Linked DNA regions of Homo sapiens: region 2 is linked to region 1. The links are chromatin contacts, found by Hi-C or POLR2A ChIA-PET in ENCODE. All regions are on one chromosome and are shown on one strand. The core of a region is the stretch at or near the end of the contact, and the rest is flanking DNA. Distances in the headings are between cores, read along the strand shown.

Evidence for each region. Hi-C counts contacts between places; a loop is a spot of excess contacts on that map. ChIA-PET counts read pairs that join two places held with the same protein, here RNA polymerase II (POLR2A). Pooled maps may share reads with other maps.
Region 2: a map of heart right ventricle shows a loop between it and region 1 (1.9-fold over the local background). The contact joins the promoter of PRICKLE2-AS3 here to the enhancer-like site in region 1. A Hi-C loop is called at or near these places in 8 of 168 maps with a recorded cell type or tissue (PC-3, PC-9, endothelial cell of umbilical vein and 4 more), 1 of 37 single-sample maps with no recorded cell type and 6 of 50 pooled maps. POLR2A ChIA-PET finds 5 or more read pairs at or near these places in 9 of 52 experiments (A549, AG04450, HEK293 and 5 more).

Annotation. Positions count from the first base shown.
Region 1 is chr3:64,147,548-64,154,320 of GRCh38, reverse strand. It overlaps PRICKLE2 (prickle planar cell polarity protein 2), which reads left to right. Exons shown (of 8, transcript NM_198859.4): 6 at 953-1,139; 7 at 6,619-6,773. Among named protein-coding and RNA genes, the nearest start is that of PRICKLE2-AS3, 37 kb to the left of the region's middle. RefSeq lists a silencer at 3,074-3,368. Within about 2 kb of position 3,245, at least 16 of the 41 ENCODE cell types and tissues checked have a DNase peak (open chromatin) inside an H3K27ac peak, as active enhancers do; they include heart right ventricle and prostate gland, where a contact is called at or near this core.
Region 2 is chr3:64,183,165-64,189,937 of GRCh38, reverse strand. It overlaps PRICKLE2-AS3 (PRICKLE2 antisense RNA 3), which reads right to left and starts at 2,394. Exons shown (of 4, transcript NR_046702.1): 1 at 2,333-2,394. All of the region lies in intron 2 of PRICKLE2 (prickle planar cell polarity protein 2), which reads left to right.

The DNA.
Region 1 (6,773 bases), core at 1,996-4,495:
TGATCCACCCACCTCGGCCTCCCAAAGTGCTGGGATTATAGGTGTGAGCCACCGCACCCAGCCTTGAGTTAATTTTTATGTATGATGTAAGGTAGGGGTTTGAATTCATTATTTTACATGAGGCTCTCCTGTTGTCCCAGCTCTGTTTGTTGAGAAAACTATTCTTTTCCCCATGGAATGGTCTTGGCCTCCTTTTCAACAATTAATTGACCATGTATGTATGAGTTTAAATCTGGATACCTATTCATCTATATGCCCAGCCTTATGCCAGTGCCATGCTGGCTTGATTACTGTAGCTTTATAGTAAATTTTGAAATCTGTGCTTTGAAATTTTAAAAACTCTATATTGGGGGAAAATGCAAACACTTGTGAGGGCCTGGCAGGTGCTGTAAATGAAGGTGACTTATTTTAAGGCAATAGGGAAGGGTGAAGAATATGACAAACTGGAGAACTTGCCACTCATTGGAAAGCAGCAGCCTCTCTTCTTAGCTCTAGTTTATTACTGCCATGTAGGAATGTGCACTGAGCATTGCAAATGTTGTGTTTTCAAAAGATAAACCAGGATTACAAGTGTTAATATGATATTTTCCATTTAAAAAAATAATATGGCCAGGCCAAATGAAGCAGATATGTATGTCCAATGTGCCTGTGAGCTGTCAGTTTTTGATCCTGCCTTATATTCTCCAGGGTAGAACATTCTTTCTCTTATTAAATGTGGTTAAGTTAATTACTGGCTAGGCCAGAAATCATGTTTAATTATGCTTTAGGTAAATCCATGTATAGGAACTGATATACATACAGAATAAACATATCCATATGGATTTTTGTTTAATTATTTGTGAGTAGGATCTGCTTTCTTACCCTTCTAGTTCAAGGACCCCATAGCTTTCTTCCTTTAAAATATGTTCTGGATGGGTTTTACACACTGACCATTTGGCTTCCCCATCTCCAGATCATCTTTGCAGATGAATGCACAGAAGCTGAGGGGCGACACTGGCACATGAAACACTTTTGCTGCTTCGAGTGTGAGACAGTGCTGGGCGGCCAGCGCTACATCATGAAGGAGGGAAGACCCTACTGTTGCCACTGCTTCGAGTCCTTGTATGCAGAATATTGTGACACCTGTGCCCAACATATAGGTGAGGCAATATTTGGCAGTCAGCTTGGTCCTTCTGTGATGCGGTCACCTTTGTTTTGGGTGTAGTTAAAGTATCTTTGATTGCAAGTGTTAGAAACCCAACTCATGCTAACTTAACTGAAAAAGGGAATTTCTTGATTCATGACACTAGAAAGGCCAAGAAGTATACTAGCTTCAGATAGGGGTGGATCAAGGGTTCAGACAAAACCGATTTTTTTCTCTGTATCTCAGCTTAATTTGCCTTCTGTTAACATCATTTGGGAGAAGCTGTCTTCACCTAATGGTCGAGATGACTCACTAGTGATACTAGTCTTAGTATTTGCATTCTCAAAAGGAGAGGAACTGTGTCTCTTCCAGTTTTCAGGTCAGTTCTTCCAAATAAGAATCTTTTCAGCCTTGCTTTGGTCAAGGGCCCACCTCCAAGTGGGGACTATGTGCCATACAGTCCCACAACCGAGGCTCAGGGCAGTGGGGGAAGCTCAGAAGGAAAATCTAAACAGATATCTTCCATAGCCTCCTTGGGACAAGTTGGGGATTTGCAGAGGAGGAACCAAAGTGGTCTCTTGGTGGAGAGGGATTGTCAAGGAAACCCAGTGGCTTCTGGCAAGTATGTCTTTAAAAAAAAAAAAATAGCAAAAGCTACTCCAGCCAAATGCAAAGCAAATGAACTTCAAATAGTCCATAAACTATTAACTCCCCCAATAAGTGGCAGATCTGAGATGGTGAAAATCATTTTCCCTCTGCAAATACCCAATTTGTTCAACCCTTTAACGCTGTTCCAGATCATACTGCATTGTGGCTTCTTCATTCAACTTGCCTTTTCTGGCACCTTGGGAAGGAGCCAACCTTGGAGGGAATAAAAAAGTTGGCAGTGGCTGAATGTCTGTGAGATCACAGCCAGATCATCCAGTGGCTTGTGCAATCCCAAGAAGTCTGTTCAGAAGCTGCCGATTTCTTACCTAGAGTGAGGAGATACAGAGATAATCCATTTTGGAGCCCATTTTGCCCCACTTAAAAGGTTTTATCAGGACCAAAAAAAGTGGCTTTGTTTTCTTGGTTCATAAGAAGTGATGTATTCAAATAAAAAAATTAGCTAGTATTTGGAGAGCTCTGTGTGCTGATAAAAACCCTGGCTTTGTGGACAAGACAGCTAGCGTGTGCTCAACGGTGCTTTGTCATTGGGCATTCTTGTCCCACATGCTCAGGCCTGGGCTTAAGCTCTGCTGTGAAGACCTCTGTTCAGCTGCATTTCCTTCTGGGGGCTTAGGTGATGGCAAATTTCCCATCCCCTAACCCCTAAAAACCTCACCCCTCTCACAGCCTGTTGCTTCAACTCAGTACCCAGGAGCTTTCATGTCTCACAAGATCAAAGTAGTCAAACAGATAAACCTTCTTTTTGCTAAGAGTTAGGAAATGCGAAGATCAGTTGTGACAAGTGACAAGACGTGTGTGGAAGGGGAGAGGTAGGACAGTGTCAGGGAAAATGGTGCAATGTCTTGACTCAGTATTGCCCAACCGAGGATTCAAGTCTGCAAGTGCACACTTGCTCAGATGAGAGGGGCCATGTGTGCAGAATACCAGCCCATGGCAACAATACCCCTTCCCATCCATATTTCTGTTTTTCCTGTTTCTGTCCTTGGAGGCTAAGAGCCTCTCCAGAAACTGCCACTTAGAATTTTTGCTCAGTACTTGGCAGAGAGAAAAAATCTCTCTGTTGCTGCAGCATGTACACCTCAGATGGCCCCTCGGTTTTCTTCTCTTTCTTTCGCCCTTTGGCTGCCCAGCACATTTATTGGCATTCTCTCCTCCTTTCCTATTAAATCCATTAAAGGGTGTCAGTGTTTTATCAGAAAAGGTGACCATGGTGGCCTGCAGTATTATTGCTGCTGTAGTTAAAATGCTGTCCCTAATGTTTGTTTTAAATCCACTTTTTTACCAAACATAATTTTCCTGTGACAGTGAAAGAGCACACTCTATATAGCATGCATACCTCAGTCACTGGGTGCTTTACCTCTGACCATACTGTACAAATATTCCATATTTATACAGCCGCTCAGAGCAGGCCCTGCGTCAGGCAGCCGTTGCTAGGGCAACGGTACTTTTGCCTGTGCACAGCAGAGTAAACAGTCCTATAAACAGACCGAGGCTGTGGCAGCAGTAGACACACACACCCTCCAAGAAGTACTTAAAGGGCTTAGAGAAGGAATAAAAAAAGAACGCTTAGATGTCGAACAGCAGAGCCCTTTTCCAGATGTTTAGAGTTCAGGAGCAGTTCAGAGGACCATCTGACATCGATGTTTATCGGGGACCACGTTCTGCTGCCTGCCAGGCCGCTTTATGATATGCCTCCCCTCCACTCTCCCAAACTGAGCCCTTCCTTCCATGAGGCCCCCATCCCGAGGAACTAGGCCCTTGCTGCTGCATCTGAGCATGTGTGCTTGCCAAAGCTTGGAGAAGCAGCTGGTGGCAGACAGACCAGAGGGACTGGACTTCCTGTGTACCTCTAACAGGGAGTGGGGATAGCCGCAGCTGCTCTGGATGCTGTGCTGATTAGAGCTCACCAAAGGACCCAGGGATGCCATCATGAGCTCTCTGCACTCTTGGCATTTGAGAAAGGGAGTGAGAAGAAGGAGGAGGAAGAAGGAGGGTGGGAGAGGGCAGGAGAGACAGAGCAGCCTCCTAGTTATTTCTTGGAATGCATCTGGGCAGTGACCCTCAGCGAAGAGAGAGGCAGGCTTTCAGACCTAACGCAATAAAAGAAGAGTGGTCAGTAGGCCCAGTTCTCAGCACTCCATGCATGTTAACTCCATTACCAAGTACTATGATTATCCCCATTGTACTGATGGGGAGACCAAAACAAAGAGAAATGAAGCAATTTGCCTAGGGTCACACAGCTGGAATGCAGCAGAGTCAAGATTTGAACCCAAGCAGATGGCCGTCAGCATCTTTACAACCAGCTGCTGTGGGATGGAGCTGGGATTTGAACCTGTGTTCATCAGAGTCCTGAAGGCTTATGCTTAACTACTACAGAGTCCCATGTCCCTGTGATGTCTGCCTCAGCTTTCTCCCAAGGGTCTGGGGAGGAAGTGTCCACGGCGCTCGGGGTTGTCTGTTTCTAGCCCCGCCCCAGCTGGTTATTTCTCACTCTGCTGGGGAGCACTGGTGCTGTAAGAGATGGAGTTGATCCGTCTCAAAAAAAAAAAAAAAAAAAAAGATGGAGTTGATTCAGTTGATTCACACAGTTTCCTGTCTCCCACTTGGGGTGACCCTTGTGGCTGCTCCTATCCCTATAAAAAAAAATCCCCTCTTAGTCTCTAAGGCCAGGTTTCAAAATGAAAAGAGAACCCCATAGTTTGGGAAAGAGCTAATACGAGAAGAATTGCCCTCATTCCTCTCTCCCTGGGCTCCATTGACACAAAAGTGAGTCAGGGAGGAGAAAGGTAGGCTGCTTGGGCCGGTGGCCTTTTGTTCTTGCAATTCTCTTCTTCTCCCTAATTTCTGGTTCATTGCCTCTTTAGACAAGTCTCCAGAAGTTCTTCCTTGAAAGTCCAGGCTCAGGAACTCTCAGCCACTGAAGATAAAGGCCACATTAGTCCCTTTTTCTGGGAAGCCGTGTATCATTACGCATCAGGAGAATGCAGGGGTCCTGGTCCACCCTACAGTCATAGCTTGAGGCTATATTCCCAGCAGGCTCTCCCCACGGGAAGGGGCCCCAGCAGCTCCCAGTTTCCATTCTGCCAGTTTTACTGCTGCTATAAAAAGAGCCTGCTGTGTGACTGCCTTAGCAAAAGTCCTGCCTTAGAAAAAGCAATGAGAGGTGTTGGCTTAGTGCAGGTCACTTGCCCACCCCTGAATCAGTCCCTGGGTGCCAGGAGAGCAGATTTTTTTTGCTGGCCTATGTTGGGCCCCAGATCAGCTTTTGCCCCACCCAAAGCTCACGGCCTGAAGATGGCAGGGAAATGGTGTCCCACAGGGAGAGGAAGTCCTATAACCAGAAGAGGGCAGAGATGATGAGAAGGCAGAACCCCTGGGGCTGTGGGAGGCTCCCTTAGTACGCAGTGTGGCCAGGCTATATAAACCTGGCGCAGGCCTGTCACAGGGAGGAATCGTACCTCTTCCTTCCCTGATGAAATTAAGCAAAGGGTACTTACGCTCCCAGAGGGGCAGTAGCTTTGGCAATACCGTGTCTAGGTTTTTCTTTACCGAAAGCAGATTTTTCCTTAACAAGAGTTGAAATCCACATTTTTATTTCCCACTAAGTCTGTTGAGACTGCTTTAACGGAATAGCACAGACTGGGTGGCCTCTGAGTAACAGAAATGTATTGCTGACAGTTCTGAAAGCTGGGAAGTTCAAACTCAAGGCACCAGCAAATGCAGTGTCTGCTGAGGGCCTGTTTTTTGTTTCCTGGATGATACTTTCTGGCAGAGTCATCATATAGTGGAAGGAGCAAACAGGCTCCCTTGGGCCTCTGTTATAAGGGCACTAATCTCATTCATGAGGTATCCACTCTCATGACCTAGTCACCTCCCAAAAAGCTCCATCTCCTAATGCCATCACTTTAGGATTTAGGTGTTAAACTTAGGAGTTCTGAAGAAAACATTCACCATAGCATCCACTGAGTTGCTGCTGTGACTTACCCATTGGAATAGCATATGCTAGTAATGGGATTCACTCGATCTATCTACACACAAAGAGCCCTGTCATACACCAGGCCATGTTCCAGGTCCTGGAGATGCTGTAGAAACTCAATGAGTCTGTCCTCATAGAGCTTCACTTTTAGCGGGGGAGAGAAATAATAAACAGATGCATGTATATACTGTTGTAATGTAAAGCGGTATTAATGCTATCAAGAAAACTCCAGCAGGTAAGGGTGGAGAGTAATGGAGAATCACTATTTAGTGTGGATAGGAAGACTTCTCAGAGGAGTTGGCTTTTGAGCAGATGCCTAACTAGAGTGAAGGAGATAGTGTCAATGTCATGGTTGAGAATAAGACTTCCTGGGTACAGATCTCGTCTCTGGTTCCTAGTTATGTTACCCTGCCAAGTTACTTAGCCTCATCTGCCTCTACTTTCTCATGTGAAAACTGCAAATAATATTAGAAAGCTAGCTCAAGGAGCTGAGTGATTAAATGAGTTTACATATATAAAGCTCTTAAAGCAGTACATGATCATACGTTAATATTACTATTGCTATTTGTCAGGGGGAAATGTGTCCCAGGCAGAAGGATTCATAGACAAGCCATTTTAACCTAGAGTCTTTGTGCTTGGAGCAAATGAGTTAAGGCGCATACTGGTACAACAAGGACTTCTCGTAATAGGACGTGAATACCATTTACATAAGGGTCTGATTGTTGATTTATTGACAGTTTATCCTGCCGCACCTGGAATCCTGAGACAAACCAAGGTGCTATGTGTTTCACGTCCCAGTGCAGAGCTCTGAGCAGCTCATCAGCCTCTCCAATGTCTCTCATTTTTTTAGGTATCGACCAAGGTCAAATGACCTATGATGGCCAACACTGGCATGCCACTGAGACCTGTTTCTGCTGTGCTCACTGCAAGAAATCCCTCCTGGGGCGGCCATTCCTCCCGAAGCAGGGCCAGATATTCTGCTCACGGGCCTGCAGTGCTGGGGAA
Region 2 (6,773 bases), core at 1,145-3,644, 36 kb before region 1:
TGCCCCTGGAAAATTGGAGGCACTTAATCATCCATCCCCTTGATGTTTCTGCCCCAGGTGCACATAGGGCAACAGAGAGCCCCCATTTGACTACAGAGGTGACATCTTCCATATGTTAAATTCATAGCTAGTACTCTACTTACATTTATTTATGTCCATACTACCTTCCAAAATGTGAGTCTGTTAGAGACGGACATTGTCTTATTCACCACTCTATGCTCAGTACCAAAAATAATGCTGGGCACATGCTAGCCATTTAATAAACAGGGTTTGCGTGAATAAACAGTCCCATTTAATCCTTGGTACAAAATCTTCTATTTCTCCATTGAAATCATTGAGGCTCACAGGATCAGAAACTTGACCAAGATGCCGCAGTCAGCGAGGGACAAAGACAGCACTTGAACCAGCCATTTGTCTGACTCTAGTGCCCGTGTGGGCTTTTCCTCCTCCACCCCTTCCTCATGCACAGTGAAGAGCATGCACATTGCTCCACTCAGGGAATCAGATCCAAGAAAGCAGACTTGGTGTGAGTTGGAGGAGGGGAACAGCATGAGTCACACAGTCTCTTTCATTCTTAGGGATGGGAAATTTCTCCTAATCTGAGGTTGACCTTAGTGACTAAGGAATTCATCTTTTCCCCACCTCCAGTTTCCCCACCACTGCAGGAAGCAGCATGGCCCTGCTTCAAAGATTTGTTTCCCTATCGACAATCTCTGTTTATCCTTATCTCTTCTCACTCTCTTACCCTGGCTTTACTGTACTTCCTCCAGGGGCTCTCATGTTACTGGTACAGACAGCGTCACGTACCTGGGCACTCAATAGTGACATTCATTCAGCAAATATTTTTTGAGTGCCAACTATATGGCAAGTACTTTCCTAGGCACTAGGGGACAGCTGTGAATAGAAAAGCAAGTACTTCTGCCTTTGTGGAGCTGACAGTTTAGTGAAGGATGCAGACAACTTAATAGCTGAATAACAAGACACATTCAGAGACCGACGTCTATTAACAAAGCAATAAGAAAGGGTGATATGATCTGGAGCAAGGAGTTGACAGGCTTTGTCTGTAAAGATCTAGATAGTAAATATAGGCTTCATGGATTGTACAGTCTCAGTGGCAAATACCCAACTCTGATGTTGTAATGTGAAAGCAGGCATTGGACAATAGGTGAACAAATGGGCATGGTCATGTGACAATAAAACTTTACTTACAAAAACAGGAAGGGGGCCTGATTTGAAACACAGACCCCTGATTTAGAGAATCTATCTACTTTATATTGGATGGCTAAGAGAAGCCTCTCTGCAGAAGTGACATTTGAGCTGGGACTTTACATGGAATGATGGCTTGATTACCCAGATTTGGTCTGCCTCGTCCCGTGGTTTTCAAAACGAGGTTCCCATACCAGTAGCACTAGTATCACCTGGGAACTTGTTAAATGTAGACTCTTGGGACTTGCCCCAGACCAAATAAACCAGAACTCTGAAGATGGAGCCCAACAATCTGTTTCAACAAAGCTTTTAGGTGTTTCTCATGCATGACAAAGCTTGAGAGCCATTACTGTTGGCTAATGGAAAAGCCACATTGCTAGGAATAGATGAGGCCACATCTAGACTCCATCACTTAACTCTGTAACCTTGGGCATCTCAAGCATCAGTTTTCTTAGCTGTAACACGGGGATGCTTCTGCCCAAGTCTAAAGTAGCTAACAGAGAAGAAGTGAATTCATCTTTGTAAGGATCCTAGGACAAAGCAGACACCAAATAGGTCCTCAGCAAATGGTAGCTGCTGTCCTCATCAGAATCATTATTTGAATCTCCAAGACACTGAAGCAGATTTGCGTGCAGATACGGATGAAGGGTGTGCCCCAGAAGCTACCCAATCCCATTCCTGTCTTTTTGCCTTTGACTGGCATGCCCTGGATATCACCCAAATACAAGGCTGATTGTTAAAGGAAAACTCAAGATGCTTTTAAAAGTCTTTCATTGGCCCTGTTTCTTCAGCTCCCTTTCTGGCCTGTTAACCTAGAGCATGCGCTGATACCTTTTACTGCAGGACCGTGAATTATACAGCTGTGACTCACCACCACCCGGCTGGGGCCACAGTGCCAGGCGTCCAGCTTTACCGTTAGCTTTCAGGCTACTGACAGTTTGCTCTTTTATGTGAGAAGCTATTTATACCAGGAGGGACAAAGGCTGGCAGATGCTGGGGGAAGGGAGAGAAGAATGATAAAATGGTTCATCTCCCAAGGTCTGCTGGGTGGTTTTGGCTTATAGGAAAGGAATGCACAATCTAATAGCCCTTCTAAAACCCCCATAAAAACCATCATTAGACTCACCAGCCATTTGCAGAGTGTTGTCTTTATTTCATTACTCCATCAGCACATGCTGAGATCAAAATGGAATTTCATGGTACAGGGAGATGCATGTCTCTCCAACTGAATTGGATTAAATTCCCCCTAAGCTGCATCTCCTAGTTAGCCTTCACTGTCACTCACCTCGGTGTTTTCAATGCAGTTTGAGAGATGAGTTGGGAAGGGAGGGAAGAAGGGGGCAGGGCAGGAGGAGGCTTCAGAGCAGTCCACCTCACTCTTCTTGGGAAGCTAGTCACATGAACAATGCTGTATTTATCTTGGCTCCAGAAATACACTGATGTCATCAGATGGCAATGGGAAATATGCCTGTGTGTGCAGCTTTCACTAAAACTGCCTGTTAATAAACTTGTTTTCAACGGAGCTGTCAGAGTTGGGACTAGAACCTGGGTTCCCAGGCTTCAGGGCCTCTGCCAGATGAAGTCAGCAGCAACACGGCCAGATTCCACCAGCAGGGACTTGTCAAGGCTTGCGTGCAGATTATGAGGCCTAGAAAGGCCAAGGCTCATTTGCAAATGCAGGATGAGAGACCTGCCATTGGAGTTCTAGCTTTCAAGACAGGTATCTCCAACCTTTACAGTAAATTCACTCTGGGGTCCTAAAGTTTGGGACTTGGCCTCTTACTTAGACTTCCTGCATAAATTCACAGCTGCACACCCTTTCTGCTGACTGGGCAGTCTACACTGTAGCCTGGTGTGAGAGTTAATGTAGTATCAAGATGATCTCCTCTGCCTTATGACGCAGGAGATATTTTGAGTAATTTCATGGGATGATTGGATTAATCCACCACCAAATCAGCAAGTAACTAACTTCCTTCCTCAATCTATTTATCTGCCTGTGCCTTCCTTTATGCATTTATTTGTGCATTCAGCCATTTATTCGTTCAACAGTTGTTTATTAAGTACCCATATGTGCAAGCTGTTAGTATAGGTGTGATTTCAATATGGCAGTTTTCCAGGTCCAATCAAAAACTGGAGCTTTCCAACACCAGTCTTTATATGTTGCTTTAGGTGGCCTGGAGCCATACAAAGGTAGATGTAGAAAGTGTCTCATGGAAGACCCATGCAGACATCAGGCTTTGTGCTGGCCTCCGATAACTTCTGTCTTTTGAGTAACTATCCTTCTGGGCTCATAAGTGTTTGAGAGTCTAAGCTTCGATGATAACTAGCTCTGTGTTCAAATTTTAGCTGTGCTGCTTTCCAACATTGGCCAAGTTAATTCACCTCCCCAAACTTTCATCTCATCTTCTGAAAAACAAGGATGTCAGTACTTAACTACAGCATAGTTGTGAAAATTAAATGAAACAATGTTTTAAACATTTGGGGTTTTTAAAGTGGCTGCTCTTAGTTTTCTTTTCCATAGTCAAAAATTGGAAATAACTCAAAAGTCTATCCACAGGTACATGGATAAACATATTGTATTATATCTATATAGTATACTACTACTTCACAATAAAAGTGAATGAACTGTTGATCTATGCAAAGTGAATCAGAGTCTGAGAATCATTATTCCAAATGAAAGAAGCCAGGCAAAATAGTACACACTATGTGATTTCATTTATATAAAACTCTAGAAAATGCAAACTAATCTGTAGTGACAGAAAGCAGATCAATGGTTACTTGGGGATGGGGAAATGAGAGGGAGGAACGACAAAAGGATTGACAAGAGTTCTGGGGGTGATAGGTACATTTGCTATCTTGATTATGTTGATGCTTTCATGGGTACATACATATGTTGGAACTTACCAAATTGTATACTTGCATGTGATTTATTATATGTTGATACCTCGATAAAGTGATGGAATAAATGAATGAATGAAGTTACTCTTTAGCAAACAGGAAGGCAAGCTTCCTCCCATGCCAATGGTGGAGGCTTCCTAAGGTTTCATCAATTGCCTCAGGGAGTAGCTAAGTCTTTTGCCAAGCTTTTGTCAGAAAGAACTGCTCAGTATTAATCATGCACAATGAAAAGGAGATTTGGGGTAGAAACTCATCAACATCCAGATGGATGGCACAAGAAAATGAGTTCCACAGACTGGCTCATTTCATAATCTCTAAGCTCCCAAGGACAGTGCCTAACACGTAGTTGGCACTCAGTAAACAGTGGTGGTAGTTGTTATTGCTATGGCAATTATTAGAGTGGTACAAAAGTAATTGCTGTTTTTGCCATTACTTTTATCAGATAATCTAGCTTGGGGACTGACTTTTTCTAATTCTTAGTTGGGAGGCTGTCTTTTCCTAACTTACTGAAAGATACCAAAAATTCTAGCAGCAATCTAGGGGGGGTCTGTAAACATTAACTTCCCTACAATCCTGGGGTCCTGAGAAACCTTTCTGACTCTTGCCAAAGGGTGTTAGGAAAAAAGAGGTGGTGTCTCCATCCTCACTGGATCCAGTGTTTGGTGAGAAGGTAATAATTTCCTCAGGGTTGATGATCAAAATTGTGAACACTTAATCTCTGTATGTTCCCAAGGACAATATCTAACATGTAGGCCCTAACATTTGGGCTTGTATTATAGTCTCCTTTCTCTTCCATCATTATGTAAGTTATTGCAAGAATCATAGCCTTAGAGAGGCAACCAGGGAAAAAAGCTGCAGTGCCAACCAACTAAGTTTGCCAACCACTTGGCAATTCTACGTGTGTTGAGAGAGAAGGTCAAATGACATGGATAAATTTGAGGTTGGGCTTGAACATAGTTGTGAAACATCCATCTTCTTTTGTGCCCCATTGCTGTGTGGATAGTCAAGAATTCATCTGGATGGTGAATATGCCATGAGAAACAGCTCTTCTGGCCTGGAACAGTGACTCATACCTGTAATCCAAGCTACTTGGAGCCTGAGACAGGAGGATCGCTTGAATGATGGCTTGAGTCTAGGAGTTTGAAACCAGCCTGGGCAGCATAGCGAGATTCCATCTCAAATTTTTTTTTTTAAATCAGTCAGTCATTGGTGTGGGCCTGTAGCCCCAGCCATTCAGGAGGCTGAAGCTGGCAGATTGCTTGAGCTCAGGAGTTCAAGGCTGCAGTGAGCTATAATAGCACCATTGCATTACAGCTGGGTGACAGAGCAAGGCCCTGTGTCTTAAAAAAAATAAAATTAAAATAACTAAACATAACTAAAAGAAACAGCTCTGCTGAAATATGATCAGTGGGACCATTTTCTGTGGTCTTTCTCAAGCACAGTAATTAAGAGCCATGGCTGTGGTATCAGACGCAGCTGGGACCTGATCCAGTTCTGCCACTGTCCAGCTATATTTATGATTGGAGCAAGTTGTTTTACCTTGTTGAGGTCATTCTTTCTCATCTATAAAATGAAGACAGTAATGTTTCCTGCCTTATAGAGCACTTAATCAGTACCTGGCATTTCAAGAAATGTATATCTTTCCAGACTAGAATGGCCAATTGTTTTGAAAACACTTTTCTTGGTAAGGCCTATCTGGGGAAACAAGACTGAGATCTAAGTCTGAAGTTCTTGTCCATAGATGTTGGGGGCAAGAATTAAAGCATTCTAAGATATAAGCAAAACAAGACAGAACAGAAATTCTTAAGCCCAAACCTTGGATTTAATATTTAAGAAAACAGTCTCAGAGAACGTACATGACTTGCTCATTGTCGCATAGGGCCAGTGCTTAGGGAGCAGTTAATATACCACTCTTCCCCTACGACATCAGGGTAAATACCCAGGGAATGTAGACTGGGAAGATACACAGAAAAGAGAGCATTCAAGTGCAGAAAAAGTCATGGATCAGAAAAGTTTGTTTTCAGGCAGTGATCAAGTGGCCTTGACCAAGTTTCTTTGCATCTTCTAGCTTCTATTTCCCATTTGGATTGTAAAGATGTGAAATATTTTCTTTCCATTATAAAGTAAAAATAAACATGGCAATGTTTCCAAATTGTTAGAAGAAAGATGATGATAGAGTTCATGAACAGTAATTACTATTGCTGTGATATACTCTATAGCTTTCATAATTTTTGCCTTTTTGGTCTATCAATGCCGAATGAAGGCAACTTAAAATCTTTCTCTGTAATTATAGATTTGTTTTTCCTTAGATTTCTGTTTTTGCTTTATGCATTTGAGGCTATGTTTTTAGGTGCCCACAAGTTATAGTATATAATATATAATATAACCTATGGTTATACTATAGTTTTGATAGATTATTCTTTTGTAACATTCCTTATAAATATATGTGTTATTTTGTTTATTTGAACATAAAATAACTTTTAAAATTTTATGAACAGCTACATAATATTTTTCAGGAATAGAAGTAGTGAACTGGTGGCCATTATAAAACGGGTCAATAAATTGTATCACTAATAATTTTGAAATGACCAAGGATCTATTAATTGTAACATCCCTTTATATCTTGCCTAATTGTATTTGTTCAAATTCTGGTTTCTATAATACTAACA